Regions from separate parts of the Mus musculus genome. Here region 2 is linked to region 1. A link is a contact called in ENCODE POLR2A ChIA-PET data. All regions are on one chromosome and are shown on one strand. The core of a region is the stretch at or near the end of the contact, and the rest is flanking DNA. Distances in the headings are between cores, read along the strand shown.

Region 1 (7,009 bases), core at 1,433-3,932:
CCCCAAACAGACCTCCTTTCTATCCCACTGGTCAGCATTTGGTGGCCAAGGGCAGAGTGGAGCCCATGTTTCCAACAGCTAGCCACCTCACACAGTGAAGCACTTCAGTGATTCTGAAGGTATGTTGGGTTAGGCTCCTCACCCCTCTCCCCTACAAGAGAGAGCACAGACAAAACGGGATATCTTTTATTTATTTATTTATTTATTTATTTATTTATTTGGTATTTTCTTCATTTACATTTCCAGTGCTATCCCAAAAGTCCCCCATACCCACCCACCCCCACTCTCCCAAAATGGGATTTCTAATGAGCAGCTCTGCTTGGCCCGTGGAAGCTGGGAGTGGAAAGCTGGAAGACTGTCCCAGAGTGGGCAGTCAGAGATCTGACTGATGGACGCATTGGCATTTGTGTTCAGCCCTCATGGGCACTGCTGCCTTTTGCCTCTGCTCTCAAAGCCATCCAGGATTCACCCATCTGTGTTGATCGGCCTGGGACAGCAAGAGCCATTGGGAGTCAACCAGAGCCAATGGTAGACAGAAGTGTGCGGATGAACTTGGAGGCTGTTTATGGAGTAGGGTGGCAAAGCCAAGTCATGGCTTGCTTGGTGCTGGGGTTTTGGTTGGTGTGGGAGCATCCGGAAGAGCCACAGAGAACGGTGATGCCAGTTTCTCTGGCAACTTGCTGAGTAAGCAGATACTCGCTCATCCTCTCTGATCCGCTTCGTTACTCATCAGTGGGAATAGCAGACTCAGAATGCCATCAGTATTTATGGCCTTTACAATTTGCTTCATGTGCTGCCGGAAGGTCCCTGGGTCCCCAAGAATTATCTATTGCTATTAATAATGGAATAATGGAGTATGACACTAGAGGATAAGACATGAGTTCTTTACCTGGGTTTCCCCTAGGACACTTGTGCACAGCCAGCCTGCCATACCGGGTTGGCAGATGGCCTGATGAAGAGAGGGCTCTTGGGCTTTGCCATCCGTACTGCCCCCGAAGCTATTATGAGAATGGATCGCTGTGAAGAGCAGTGTGAGTTCATTTTCAAAGTGCACGTGTAACACAAACATTGCGTGAACTCTAAACACCTGATTTGTTCATCTGATCCCTGCAGCAGTTGCCTGTAACTGCCCTCATGATTTAGAGCATCCTAACTACTTAAGGACCACCTATGTCGGCCCGCCTGCTACCTTCTTAATGGTGCTTCTTGGGGAGGTGAGTGGCAAAATCCATTCGGTCCTTCCTGTCTTTTTAAACAGGCATCACTGAAAACAGAAGATGTGTAGCTTAGGCTTCTAGAACCAACCAGATCTGATCCATCTGCCTTTTGGCATCATCTGTTTTTGCACTTCAGGTAGCACCCAGCTGTTGTGAGCTGAATGTGTCCCCTTGCTGCAGGCTGAAGAGCTGTGAGGCTCCTGTGTTCCCTTTTGGAATTGTTTCAAGAGACAGATTTGTCTTCCTCTCTCATGCCGCCTCCTCCTCCTCCTCCTCCTCCTCCTCCTCCTCCTCCTCCTCCTCTTCTTCTTCTTCTTCTTCTTCTTCTTTTTTCCCTTCCTGTTGTATTTGATACTGAGGATTGAACCCAGTACCTTGTACACATGCTAGGCAGATGTCCAGTCCTGGAAGAATAGCTTGTCATCTCCAGCTCCTGGATGCTAGGATCATAGACATACACTGCTGTGCTGGGCCTGGTGTATATGGTTCTCTTGATCAAACCCAGGCCTTGAACGTGCTAAGCAAGCACTCTGCTATGTAAGCCACATGTAGTTCAACCCACTTTGGTCCTCCATATACTCTCTTTATTTGTGAGATAGACCCTGGCTTGGTAGCTCTGTCCAGTCTTCAAAGTGGGGCCCTCCTGTTCCCTGAGGGCTGGGGTAAGGGGCACAGCATTGTACTAACCTGCTTGTTTTTAACTTGACCTTCTTGTCTACAAATTGGTTTATGGACAGTTTTCTCCTGGCTTCAGGAGGGAGCGTGGGGATAGATGGGCCTTCCTTTCTTTGGATCTCTTGTTTCCTAGTCTGCCTCAACTTGAGAGCCTGCATATCCTTTGAGCAGATCACCTTTGCAAAGCAAACTGAATGAGGGCTCTGGACTCTGATGGTCTCTGTAGCTGAGACAACAGAAAGAACACTAGGCTAGGATCCCAAGGCTGGGTACCTGGCTCCCATGACCCCTCAGGGAGCTGTCTGTCCTCATTGCACAGCCCCTGTCTCATGGCCTCTCTTGGACCACCATCCAAAAGCCCTGGCCTCATGGGGATTTGACCTGTTCAGGAGTGGGAGAGAACACCTCCCCCCCCCCCCCTTACTCTTCACCCTTTGGCCCTCCATTTTCATCCCAGTTTCTCATCTTTACTGCTCTCACCAGCTTGTGGGGATTTCCAAATCCTGTGCCCCTTGCTAAGTGTCTACATCCAGGCAGGGATCGTGTTTCTCCCAGTGACTAAACACAGGGACATATTTACAGATGGAGGATTAACCCCCCCACCCCCACCCCCAATCCTTTTCTCTACTCCATACCCACAGCTTATGCTCAGGTAACCGAGACTCTATGTGGGTCCTTTACATTTGGGATCCTGCAAGCATGCATGGCACAGAGTCTTGCGCAGGGACACCAAGTTGTTGCCACGTGAAAACAAAGCACTCATAAACTCATTGCTAACATCCAGCCCAGCCACATGGATGCCGTACCGATTGCCAGACCTTGTAAACAGCTGTCAGTAAGAGCGTGAAGAGCTAGAACGCGGAACTGACCTCTGTTTGGCTCACTCCGTGCATTCAGTGACACAGCAAATCCCCTTTACAAAGCAAAATGAGGCCACCGTCCCTCTAAGGAGCTGGGCTGAGTAGCTGCTACACAGAAGCCCAGTTTCCCACATTAAAAGATCCATTTTGTTACTTTAAAGAATTACTAGCAAGTATTAATTATTCATAGTCCCCCCCCCCCCCCCCCCCAAGACAGGGTTTCTCTGTGTAGCCCTGGCTGTCCAGGAACTTATTCTGTAGGCCAGGCTGGCCTCGAACTCAAAAATTCACCCACCTCTGCCTCCCAAGTGCTGGGATCAAAAGGCGTGTGCCATCACTGCCCAGCTAATTATTCATAGTAACAGGTTTCATTAGGAGGTTTTTGTACATCTATACTATCAATTTTGATCATTTCATTCCTTTTTCCCTCACCCTGCTGGACCCTTTTTAGTCTACGTGAACCTTGATTGTTCTACTGTTATTACTGTGTGGTGTGTGTGTGTGATGGTATGAATTTGCTTTTGATTGCTTATAGACTCACGGGCAACGAGTTAAGCTGTTACCTAGACTTTTCTGTCCCAGTATGTTCATTAGCTTCTTTGTGTCTGTTTGTTTCGTTTATAATCCCTGACTGCATTCCTGCTTTCTAGAGAGGTGAATGAGTTAATGCACAGGAAGGCTTAGAACAGTGCTTCCTGGCGGATGTATGGTAAACACTCGTTAAATGTTAACTATTGATACTGGTGTGCCTGGAATGCTAGCCGCCACCAGCTGATTTGTGTGCTTGCCAAAAGTTAGTTGTGTTGGTAATTACATATTATATACACAGAGAAACCGGAGTTTCTTATGAGGTGGTCCCTGGAAAACGTAGGCCTTTGGAAAAAGTAGATAACGCTAATTTGTGGGGACATTGTTACCAAATTACTCAGAAGCAAGACAGCTGTGAAAAATGAAGGCATGGTAAAGCTATGGGGAGTCTGCATTCCATACGTTACAGATGACTAAGCTTTGCTTTACTGCAAGGAAACGGAAATCTGGTATTGCAGGTATTCACGTGTGAGTTTGTTTTTTCCTGGGAAAGATAATTTGTACCTATAGTCAGCGGACCAGAGGAAATTGCTTCCCTTCCATTGGTTGATTTGCAAGCAGCTCTCAGACAGTGTTAAGTGCTGGTTCTTTTCAGTATGATCTACATTTGTGTGTGTGTGTGTGTGTGTGTGTGTGTGTGTGTGTGTGTGTGGTGCAGTGCTATTGAGATAAGCTTTCTTTCTGTAGCCCTGGCTGGCCTGAAACTAGCTCCGTAGACCAGGCTGGCCTGGAACTCCCAGAGATCCACCTGCCTCTGGGATTAAAGGTGTGTGTGCACCATCACTACCCAGCTCCAGAGGTGTCTATGTTTTGAATGAAATGGCAATGGTGAGGTTGGGTAAAAGCTTGTTTTCTTCAAGGTTGGTCAACTGACAGAAACTGTGTGCCTTGAATGAACCACGACCCAGTTTTATGGGCTGGGAGCAGGGCTGGCAGGACGTTGACTCAAGCTGGGGTACTGGTAGTGTTATGAGGGATGTAAAGAAGGCAGTAGTACTGTCTGGGGGAACCTTGCTTCTGAATGTGGGGAGGCAGAGCACTGCTCATGAGACGAATCACTAAAATGTGCAGTGGGCTATGGAGATAGTGTAGTTATAGTAGATGTTTGCCTTGCAAGCATAAGGATTTGCTTCTATCCCCAGGATTCATGTTTAAAAGTTGAAAATAAAAAAAGAAGCTGGACACGGTGTTGCATGCTTATAATTCCAGTGATGGTAAAAAAAAAGAGGCAGGAAGATCCTTGGGACTGTCTGGACAGCCTACATACTACATACATGTCGAATTCCAGGGCACTGATAGATCATTTCTTAAGGGAGTGGGTGGTATGTTGCACCTGAAGGAATGATTGATACCCATGGTCCTCTGGCCTCCACACTGCACTCAAACAAATAGGCACATGCACATACTGACACGTACATACATGCAAATATGCAGGCATGTGCTTACTATCTCTAGTGGGTAGTTTGTGTCTCAATGGCTTAGTGATCAACGGGGGAGGGCCCAGATTATTGTGGGTCATGCCATCTCTGGGCTGGTAGTCCTGGGCTCTATAAGAAGGTAGGCTGAGCAAGCTATGCGATACAAGCCAGTAGCACCATTCCTTGGCCTCTGTTTCAGCTCCTGTCTCTAGGTTCCAGTCCTGCTTGAATTCCTGTCCTGACTTCCTCCAGTGATGGACTATGATCTAGAAGTAAGCCAACTCCCCCCCCCCCCCAATTGCTTTTGGTGTTTCTTTGAAGCAATAGAAACCCTGACTAAGACACTATCCGTTTTGGGACCCTGAAGAGCAACTGCAGAGCAGCCTAAAGAACCCTTGGAGGGCCCCAGTTAGCAGCAGAGCAGAAAAGGCAACAGCTCCTAGCAGATCTAGAAGGGGACTTAACAAGAGAAGAAATTAGGAACAGGCTTGGGAGAATTCTGAAGACATGAGACTTGTCATGAGGGAGGAAGGGAGGGAAGGAAGTTTGCACGCTGTGAGGAACTGTGTACTGAGAAAAACCCCTACAGGCAGGAGGATGGGGCAGAGCTTAATTCATGACTTGTACATATTTAGAGTATGTCATAGAATGCACCTCTTTCCCTCCTCCCCCCAACACACGCGCACACACACACACACACACACACACACACACACACACTAGGGCAAAAGACGTGGGTCACTTCAGGTCACAGCTAGAAACAGCTGTTGATTAGTTTTTTTAAGAGATGAGGTATCTGCCCCTTCCCACACTAGTCCTACATACTATAAATATCTGGTCCTTATTTTCACTGGTGCTTTCCTTAGGATGGCAAGATCTTCCACCTCCAATTCCTTTTGCTCTTCTTTACTGAGGTGCTAGGGGTTGAACCCAGAGTCACATATAATTAACCGGTATCTCTTCTGGTGAACAGCTATACCCAGCCATGCCCATCCTTTGGTTTCTATGGTTTCCTCTGCCTAGATTCCTCTTTCCCATCTTGTCTGCACCTCTCTCTGTCCTTTCTAGGCTTTTTCCTTTTTCTCTCATTTGCTTTCTCTCCCTCCAGCCTTGTCTCTCTTTCCTTCTTACTGTTTTTTTGTTTGTTTGTTTGTTCTAAATGGAGATGGGATGGGGGGGGGGGGGCTCACAATGTGTCTCAGGCTAGCCTTGAGCTCCTGTCTTGGCTACCTGGGTGCTAGGATGAACAATCGTGTTCCAGAACATCTGGCTTGTTTCTTTGTGCCAGGCAGGCTCCTTGGGTAGGTTGAGAAGTCCTTGAGGATGAAGACTGTGCTTGTCACCTGTGTCCTGCTAACTCTGCTGCTCACATTTGTGCAGAAATCGGTGGTGGCCAGGATAGGAGAGGTTCTATAGGGTTTGCATCTTTATGTAGCTCTGGGGACCCTGTTTATCTGTATTGCTGGTCCTTCCTGGTACAAATAGGTCTGGTGGGGATGCCTAACACAACGGGGGTGGTTTTTAGATGCTGGGAAAGCTGTTACCTAACACAGCTGGTGGAATGACTGACTGGTCACTGCATTCTGGCCACTTTGAGAGGTCACCAGGCCCCAAAGGGCATCATGGGGTCATGGAACTGTTGGAATCCTCCGCTACCAGAGCTTTCCCCTTAGTTTTGGGCAGGGTTTTGAAGTTTCTGGGCAAGATTTTTTTCTCACCCTACCTCAGTTGTAGCTTAGTTTGTTTTAATCTTAACAGATTAAGCCAACAAAGGGGACCACTGAATGGAATTGTCTAACCTTACTCCCTGGTGGGAGCTCTGGCCTACCTGGGTATTCATTGTCACTGAACCCTCGGGATACTTCAGACCCCAAGCTGCAGTAGTTTTTGCATGTAAACAAGTCTGAATGGCATTCACATTAAACATTTACATGGCCCAATTAGAATGGCTCCCGTAGGCTCATGTATTTACATAGTTGGTCTCAGTTGGTGGATGCCATTGGGAAGGACTAGGAAGCCTTGTTCGATGAGGTATTTCACTGGAAGGAGGCTTTGATGTTTCAAAAGATGTGTTCCCTTCCCAGTGTGGTCTTTCTGCCTCCTGCTTGTGAATCAAACCTTGAGGTCTCAGCTGCTGCTGCAACCTCCTGTCTTTATGTTTTTACTCCACAATCACAGACTCTAGCCCTCTGGATCTGTAGCCCAATGAAGCTCTTTTATAAGTTGCTTTGGTAATGGTGTTCTGTCACAG
Region 2 (7,009 bases), core at 3,018-5,517, 54 kb after region 1:
GCTTATTCTTTCCGACTCTTTCTGATCTCTAGCCTGTCTCCTGGCCTTCTCAATATTGTTCTTGCTTATCCCGGAACCACTTCAGACATTCAACAGGAGGAGTTCATCCCGTTCTGGTTGGAGCTTTGGATGAACATGTACATTCCTTAAAAGTTCAGGAGTTGGAATATCAAGTCTGTGATATACAGTATGAGAGACAGCTAGACTTCCCTCATGTCATGAGAAGCTTTCATGAATAGCTATCCTGCCCCTTTAAAATACAGTGGGTTATCTTTGATGCCTCTTGATTCGCCCCATCTTTTCCTTACGGATACACTCATTTCCCTTCCTGCCCTAAGATACTCCCCAGAAGCTTACTAGATAAAGTTACCTGGTCTTGTGCTTCCTAGTGTCTAGAACCATGAGCTAAAATGAATCCCTTTTATTAATAAGCTATCATAACTAAGGGTGTTATATAGAAAGTAGACCAAAGATACCGATAGCATATATGTGTTGACTCTCCCCCTTTCCCTTTTGGGTTCCTCCCTAGCGTCTCTTTCCATGTCTGTTATTCTTAGTTCTTTGCCTGACTGTGCCCTTCCTGGCCTCCATTGGCTTTAATGATAGGGCATCTGTGGGCTTCTGCTTTCCTGCCTATAGACACAAGCCAGCACTACTCATTAGCCACAAGGTACATGTTGAAAGGTTGTTTCCGGTTGTCAGTTTTCACAGTAGTAACTGTGGCTCATTGTACTCTCCCTGTGACAGCAACGTCTTTTCAAACCACCTCCAATATTGGCCCATTTGTCTATTACGGTTTCTTGTGGTTTCATACCGAGGTTTTAGTACAGTGCCTTTGACCTAGAGTGTATTTTTAGTGCTAAAGGCGGAGCTCAATGAATGTCAAATCATGAAAGCAAATGAAGAGGAGGGATTTGTACATCTAGGGGGGGGGGGAATGTGCCTAATTGTGTCTTTTCTGATGACGTCTGTCTCTGATGATGCCCGGTCACATGCTTTCTTTGTGATGACCATCGTGATGGGTTCCGTAGAGGTGGGAGCAGCAGCTAAAGTCAAGAGCATTTGTGAGTATGACTCTAGCAGCTGGACACACAGAGAAATGTGCATCCCAGCTATAACTAAATCAAGAAAGGCCTGGCTGTGGAATTCACAGGGGTCCTTACTGGATTCACAGGCTTTGATATACCTTGAAGAAGTGACACTTTTTTCCCCCCTTGGCTCTCAGCCTTTCTTCCAGGCTAATTCATATTTACTTAGATGGCTCTAGATATTCTCTCACTAACCTGAACCTTTGGCATCAACACAGGCTTAAAGGACATACTTAGGGTCTCTAGTGTCAATTGAATGGCAGCATCCTGACTTTGGTCTTCAAAGCAAAGATGACACTGAAGTCTGCCCCTTCCAAACAAGGGCTACCCTGCCTGCTTCCAGAAGCAAAGCACGCCTTACCATCTGCTTAGGACTTCACAGTTCATAAAGTTCTTTCCATCCCGTCTGCTTTCTTTTTATTGCACAAGTGTTTACTTTTTATTGCTCAGTATTTACTGAGATACCGCAGGATGCCACTGTGCAGGGCGCCTGCGGTCCTTGAGGAAGAGCTGTTGTTCCCATGCCTAGGCAATTCAGAAGGCCATGGCTGGAATCTGGGGGCAATTGCATAGCCTGAAATCAGGCTGCTAGCTGTAGTGGCTTTCCCAAGAGAACACGGGGCTTCTGTTTCTGGACCTGTCTGATGAGGACACCCTTTCCTGTCTCCTGCCTTCTTCTCCAGCAGGGTTCCCCCTCCTTTCCTATTCCCCCACGTCTTCTCATCCCCTTCCCGTCTCCACTTACCCCCTCCTACCAGCTCATTTCTTCTGAAGATGAGCCGGATTCTTTCTACAGTACTTTTGTGGGATGTGAATCTGACTATGCAGAGCTGGGCCTGGGATTTGTGTAACTTCCCTTGAGAGCATAGCCTTAGCTCTTATTCTGTTATTCATTATTTGTAATGAATGCAGGATGCTCCAGTGCCCTCCTTGTCCTCAACTCTTCTGTGTCAAGTCAGGTGCTATAGCAGGTTGAGGTTCTAGCTATATATAAGCTACTATCTCTATCATTAAAATATTTCAGGTTGTTGGTGGCACATGCCTTTAATCTCAGCATTTAGGAGGCAGAGGAAAAAGGATCTCTTGAGTTTGAGACTAGCCTGGCTGGTCTACAGAGTGAGTTTCAGGACAGCTACAGCCACACAGAAAAACCTTGTCTTGGGGGTTGGGGTGGGGAATCTAGATATATTAGTCAGGATTGTCTTGAACGATAGAGCCAATGTGCAATGAAAGATAGACATGTATCTCAATATCTGTGTCTATATGGAGAAGGATTTATTTTTCATAAGGCATTGACAGAGATTATCATGGAGCTTGTGAAGTTCTGATGGTCTGCTGTGTATACCTGGAAACTAGAGAAGCTGGCTGTGTGCATAGACAGAATTATGAAAGAGTGTCTCAGCGCAAGTGCCCAGGCAGAGAAAGAATGAACTTGCTTCTCCTGCTTCCTTATTCAGCTTTCTAGGCATCCTTGAGTTCTGATCCTCAGTGGGCTGGATGATGTTCACCCATACTGATGTAAGCTACTCACCACACTCACTCACTTTCCCTCCCTTCTCTGGAAACACCATCATCAATCCTCCTTAGAAATGTCCTTAACTGGTTCCCTTTGTAGCTCTTGGCCCAGCCAAATTGACACACTGAGTAGACACAATGTATCTAACCATCAATTGAGACACTGGGGAGACACAATGTATTCAATTGTCTGAATCAGCTGGCTGACATCCACCTCAGGCCACAAGCTGAACGCACTTAGACTGCTGAGGGCACAAAAGCACTCCTTTCCAATCCAAGTTTTGCAACAAGGTAGACCAAATCGAGTCATCATAAGTTATTGTCCTTATCTGGCTATGCCCCTGCTTTGATGTTTACCCAATACAGAACCCCCACTGATTGATGATATTTGCTTCCTCATCACTACAACTTGGCCTGTAATGAGCACTGCTGTTTTTACAGCATCAGGCTGCTAGGACTATGTATAGAGAGAGAGCTTTGGCTTTGCTCTGGTCTTATACCTTGTGACCCATTGAACACCTCACTTTCAAGACCTGATGGGGATTCATCTAGGACTCTGGTCCTTCCTTCAGATGTGTGTATGTTGTATCAGTCCCTCAGTCCCTTCTCCTGAATCCTGCTAGGAGACCTCACAGCACAGTATTCTATCTGCTAAAGGAGTTGCTTTCCTTCAATGATGCTGTAGTGATGCTGCTGGAGGAGTAGCTGGTTCTAGTAATGTTGGTGTTGAGGAAGATAATAATAATACTGGGGACATTGCTTTTGAATTAGGGGACTAGCTCAAGTATATTATTTTTCATATCTCATCTCATCTCATCTCATCTCATCTCATCTCATCTCATCTCATCTCATCTCATCTTCTTTCCTCTCCATACTTATGTTGCCTATTCAGGAATATTTTGGCTATTGTACCTGTGGATATTCATTACAAAGGAGGCAGTGGCTCAAATGAAGCCAAAGAGCCTGGCTCTGAAGGACTGATGGCCAGGTGGCCAGACATAGGTATTCAAAAGAAGATTTGAGGCTTCTGTTTACCTCTTCGCTGATGGTGCCACTGCTGAAGTAGTACTTCTTTACCCTGGCAGCATTGTCTCAGTGACAGCTGTGTCTTGTCCACGGGGCCTCTGTGTCCCATGCTCTTCACAAGCTTCATCTCCATCCTCTCAGGCATGCTGCCCAGAAGGGCCCTGGGCTCCTCAGTTCTGCACCTACTACTTTGCTTCTTCCCATTCCGAGGTGGTGTATTTGCCTCAGTTGCTGCTCCTCCTATCCCACCATTCCCTTTCTTACTCTCTCTCAGGTTTAATTCTTGTCTTGTCCTTTCTCACCATTCTAAGATAGCCCTGTGACGCTTCCCTTGATGAGCCCTAATGAGACTCTGTAGCACCAATCTCTCCTTTCCTGTAGTCACACGAGCTGGAATCCAGATTCCACTTTGTCATTTGGAGACTCAGAGTATTGCCACACACACCCCTCAGCGCCACCCCCCCCCCCATAACTCCCTGCAGCCCCCACTTTCTCCACGGCACCTACTCCCCCTTGCAGCTTGTGCCGGGAAGCCCTGTTTCCTAGCTGCAGCCTATTATGTTCCAGTCGACAGGCCGGGGGGGGGGGGTGTCACCGACAGCCCCCAGAGCCTGCTGCACATGGTGTTAAGTAAGGCTTTGGGTTTTCCATGACATTGGTCGGTCCCCAGGGTGGGCAGGGTTCATGTGTCTGCAGGAGTATGTGAGGGCATAGACTGGAAATAGCCTTGTCAAAATAGACCAAGGGCAAATGCTGAGAGGGGAAATGAGGCTGACCTGGGGCGGAGCATAGGGCAGGTGCTTCTCCAGGGGCTTTCCTCTGTGAGGGGCCCTGTAGCTAAAGGCTGCCTGAAATACTTCCTGTGACCCTCTAGACCTACATGAGGCCCCCATCAGACACAAGAGCTTCCTGTTCCCTCTTCACTTTCCAATACTTACAGAGCAAGAAGGGTTTACTCAGTTCTTCTTTCTTTCTCTTGTCCCCTCAGCTCCTGTCTTAGTGCATTTGGCCTGCTCTAAGGAAGTGGGACTCTAGGCTGTGTGGCTGTGGAACAACAGGGGTTGATTTCTCCTGGTTCTGGAGGCTAGGCATCCCCGACTGTGTGCCACCGACGTCATTAGTGTGTGGCAAGGGCCTGCTTTTTGACTCATGGTCCCCTGTCTTCCAGGTCTAACCTGGGGGATGAGGTAAGGCTGCTTGCTGGCATGTCTTTTCTAAGGATGCTTATTGTAGTTCCTGGGTTCTGTTCGCATGACATTTCTCATCACCTTGGAGGTTAGGGATTCAACATAGGAATTTTATGAGGGCATAAACAGCCCATAATAGCCTCCTTGAAATATCTCTTGAGTGCACTCTCCTTCCTCATCAGGCATGTCAACAAAATTTCATGTCACTGTAAAGCAGAAATAATTGTACTTTCTATAGTTCATATTGTGACTTGGGCTTCTTCTTCAATATGCTCAAACTGATGACCAGTTGCATGCCAAACTCACTTTTGCCGGTGTGGTAAAGTTTGTCTCCATGGCTTCTTACTTAGCTTCAGCCTTTCTGTATTCCATGAAGTGAGGAGATTCATTGGTGGTGTGTGTCAATTAGTTTTTTTGCTGCTGTGATAAAACACCATGACAAACTTGTAGCCATCATCCAGAGAAGTCAGGGTAGGAACCTGGAGGTAGGAACTGATGCAGAGGCCATCGAGGAGTGCTGCTTACTCCTCCTGGATCACACAGCCTGCTTTCTCAACAGTAGGTAGGACCAACAGCCTAGGTGGCACCACCCACAGTGAGCTGGGCCTTCCACATCAATCATCAATCAAGAAAAATAGCACAAAACCCTTTCCCGAAGGCCAATCTGCTGGAGGCATTTTCTCAGTTGAGATTCCCTCTTCCCAAATGACTGCATAAAACTTGTGTCATGTTGACATGAAACTAGCCAGCACAGGGTGTCTGTTAGTTTTTCGGGGCTACTAAACAATCTGAAACACGCTAGATTGCTCAAATCCTCTGGGATGCATTCCGGTAGCTGTGGAGGCAGCAAAGCTGATATGGTGATGCCCCTACAATCCAGGGGATCCATGGGAAGAGCCTGCCCTTTTTCCATGGGCTTTTAATGACTACTGGACGCTCTAGGCATTTCTCAGCTTGCAGGACGCTTCTCTAGCTGTTCTCCCATGGCTTACTTATAGGCTTATATATTTATATATAGGCTCCCATGGCCTATGCCTATAACTTTCTTCTTATATGGATCAGCTTCCATGTACGTATGTATCTCAAATACTATACTGTGATAGTGTCTGTAGAACCCAGGTCCAAGTCACATCTTATTTGCAAGTACTGCAGGATACAATAGGGTATGAGAATGAAATGTTAACTCGGGATGAGATACACAGGTCATCCCAGCTCTTGGGAAGCAGGAGAGGGATGATCAGAGGTTCAGGACTACCTTCAATTACATTGTGAGTTTAAGGCTAGCCTGGGCTGCCAGAGACTTTGCCTCAACAACTCTACCTTTACGAGAGAAAAGAAAAAACAAGCTCTATGGCTTCTCTCTCTCTCTAAGTAAAGTATCTTTGGTTTTATATTTGCAATGATGTGGACAATCATATTGTCTTAGTGTTCTATGAAGAGATGTCATGAACAAGGTATTCTTAAGTTTCAGACGTTAGCCCATGATTATGGTGACACCAAAAACAACAACAACAACAACAAAAACGGACAAGGTTCTGGAGAAGGAACTGAGAGTCTTATATTCTGATCTGCACGCAGCAGAAGAGGGAGATACTGGGTCTGTCTTGGGCTTTTGAAACCTCAAAGCCCACCTCCAATGAAACACCCCTACAATAAGACCACATCTGCTAATCTAAATCCCCAAGTAGTGGTATTCCCTGAGGACTAAGCATTTGAATATGAGCCTACAGGGGCCATTTTCATTCAAAGAAGCATGCATATGTATAAAGAAAAGCAAATACCTGCATAGATTTGGCACCTGTCAGAGAAGAGGTAAATTCAAAGCAGAAAAAGCAACCTAGGCTCTGGTCTGGTTTATGGAGACACTCTGTTTTGGCCTCCGCTCATTGCAATGACAAATTATTATCCTTGGCTTCAGGGTAAAATTTTCTCAGAGTTACGGATACCGAGAAGTTCAAGGACAAAGTATTAACAGTTCATTTTCTGGTGATGGTGTCTGCTTCGGTCATGGATGTCTGTCTTCTTTTGTCATCACAGTGGGGTCAAGGGTTCAGTGTGAGAGCATCTAATGTTTCTCATTCTCCTTTAACAAAGAAATAAATATTTATGTTCCATGTGTGCATGTGTGTCAGGGTGTATGGGAGCATATATGGGGGTCAGAACACAACTTGTAGGACTTGGATTTTTCCAACT

What was found. ChIA-PET counts read pairs that join two places held with the same protein, here RNA polymerase II (POLR2A).
Region 2: POLR2A ChIA-PET joins it to region 1 with 19 read pairs in embryonic stem cell. The contact joins two enhancer-like sites. POLR2A ChIA-PET finds 5 or more read pairs at or near these places in 3 of 5 experiments (Patski and embryonic stem cell).

Annotation. Positions count from the first base shown.
Region 1 is chr15:62,125,234-62,132,242 of GRCm38, forward strand. All of the region lies in intron 1 of Pvt1 (Pvt1 oncogene), which reads left to right. Among named protein-coding and RNA genes, the nearest start is that of Pvt1, 91 kb to the left of the region's middle. Within about 2 kb of position 2,683, at least 1 of the 3 ENCODE cell types and tissues checked has a DNase peak (open chromatin) inside an H3K27ac peak, as active enhancers do.
Region 2 is chr15:62,177,209-62,184,217 of GRCm38, forward strand. All of the region lies in intron 2 of Pvt1 (Pvt1 oncogene), which reads left to right. Among named protein-coding and RNA genes, the nearest start is that of Pvt1, 140 kb to the left of the region's middle. Within about 2 kb of position 4,268, at least 1 of the 3 ENCODE cell types and tissues checked has a DNase peak (open chromatin) inside an H3K27ac peak, as active enhancers do.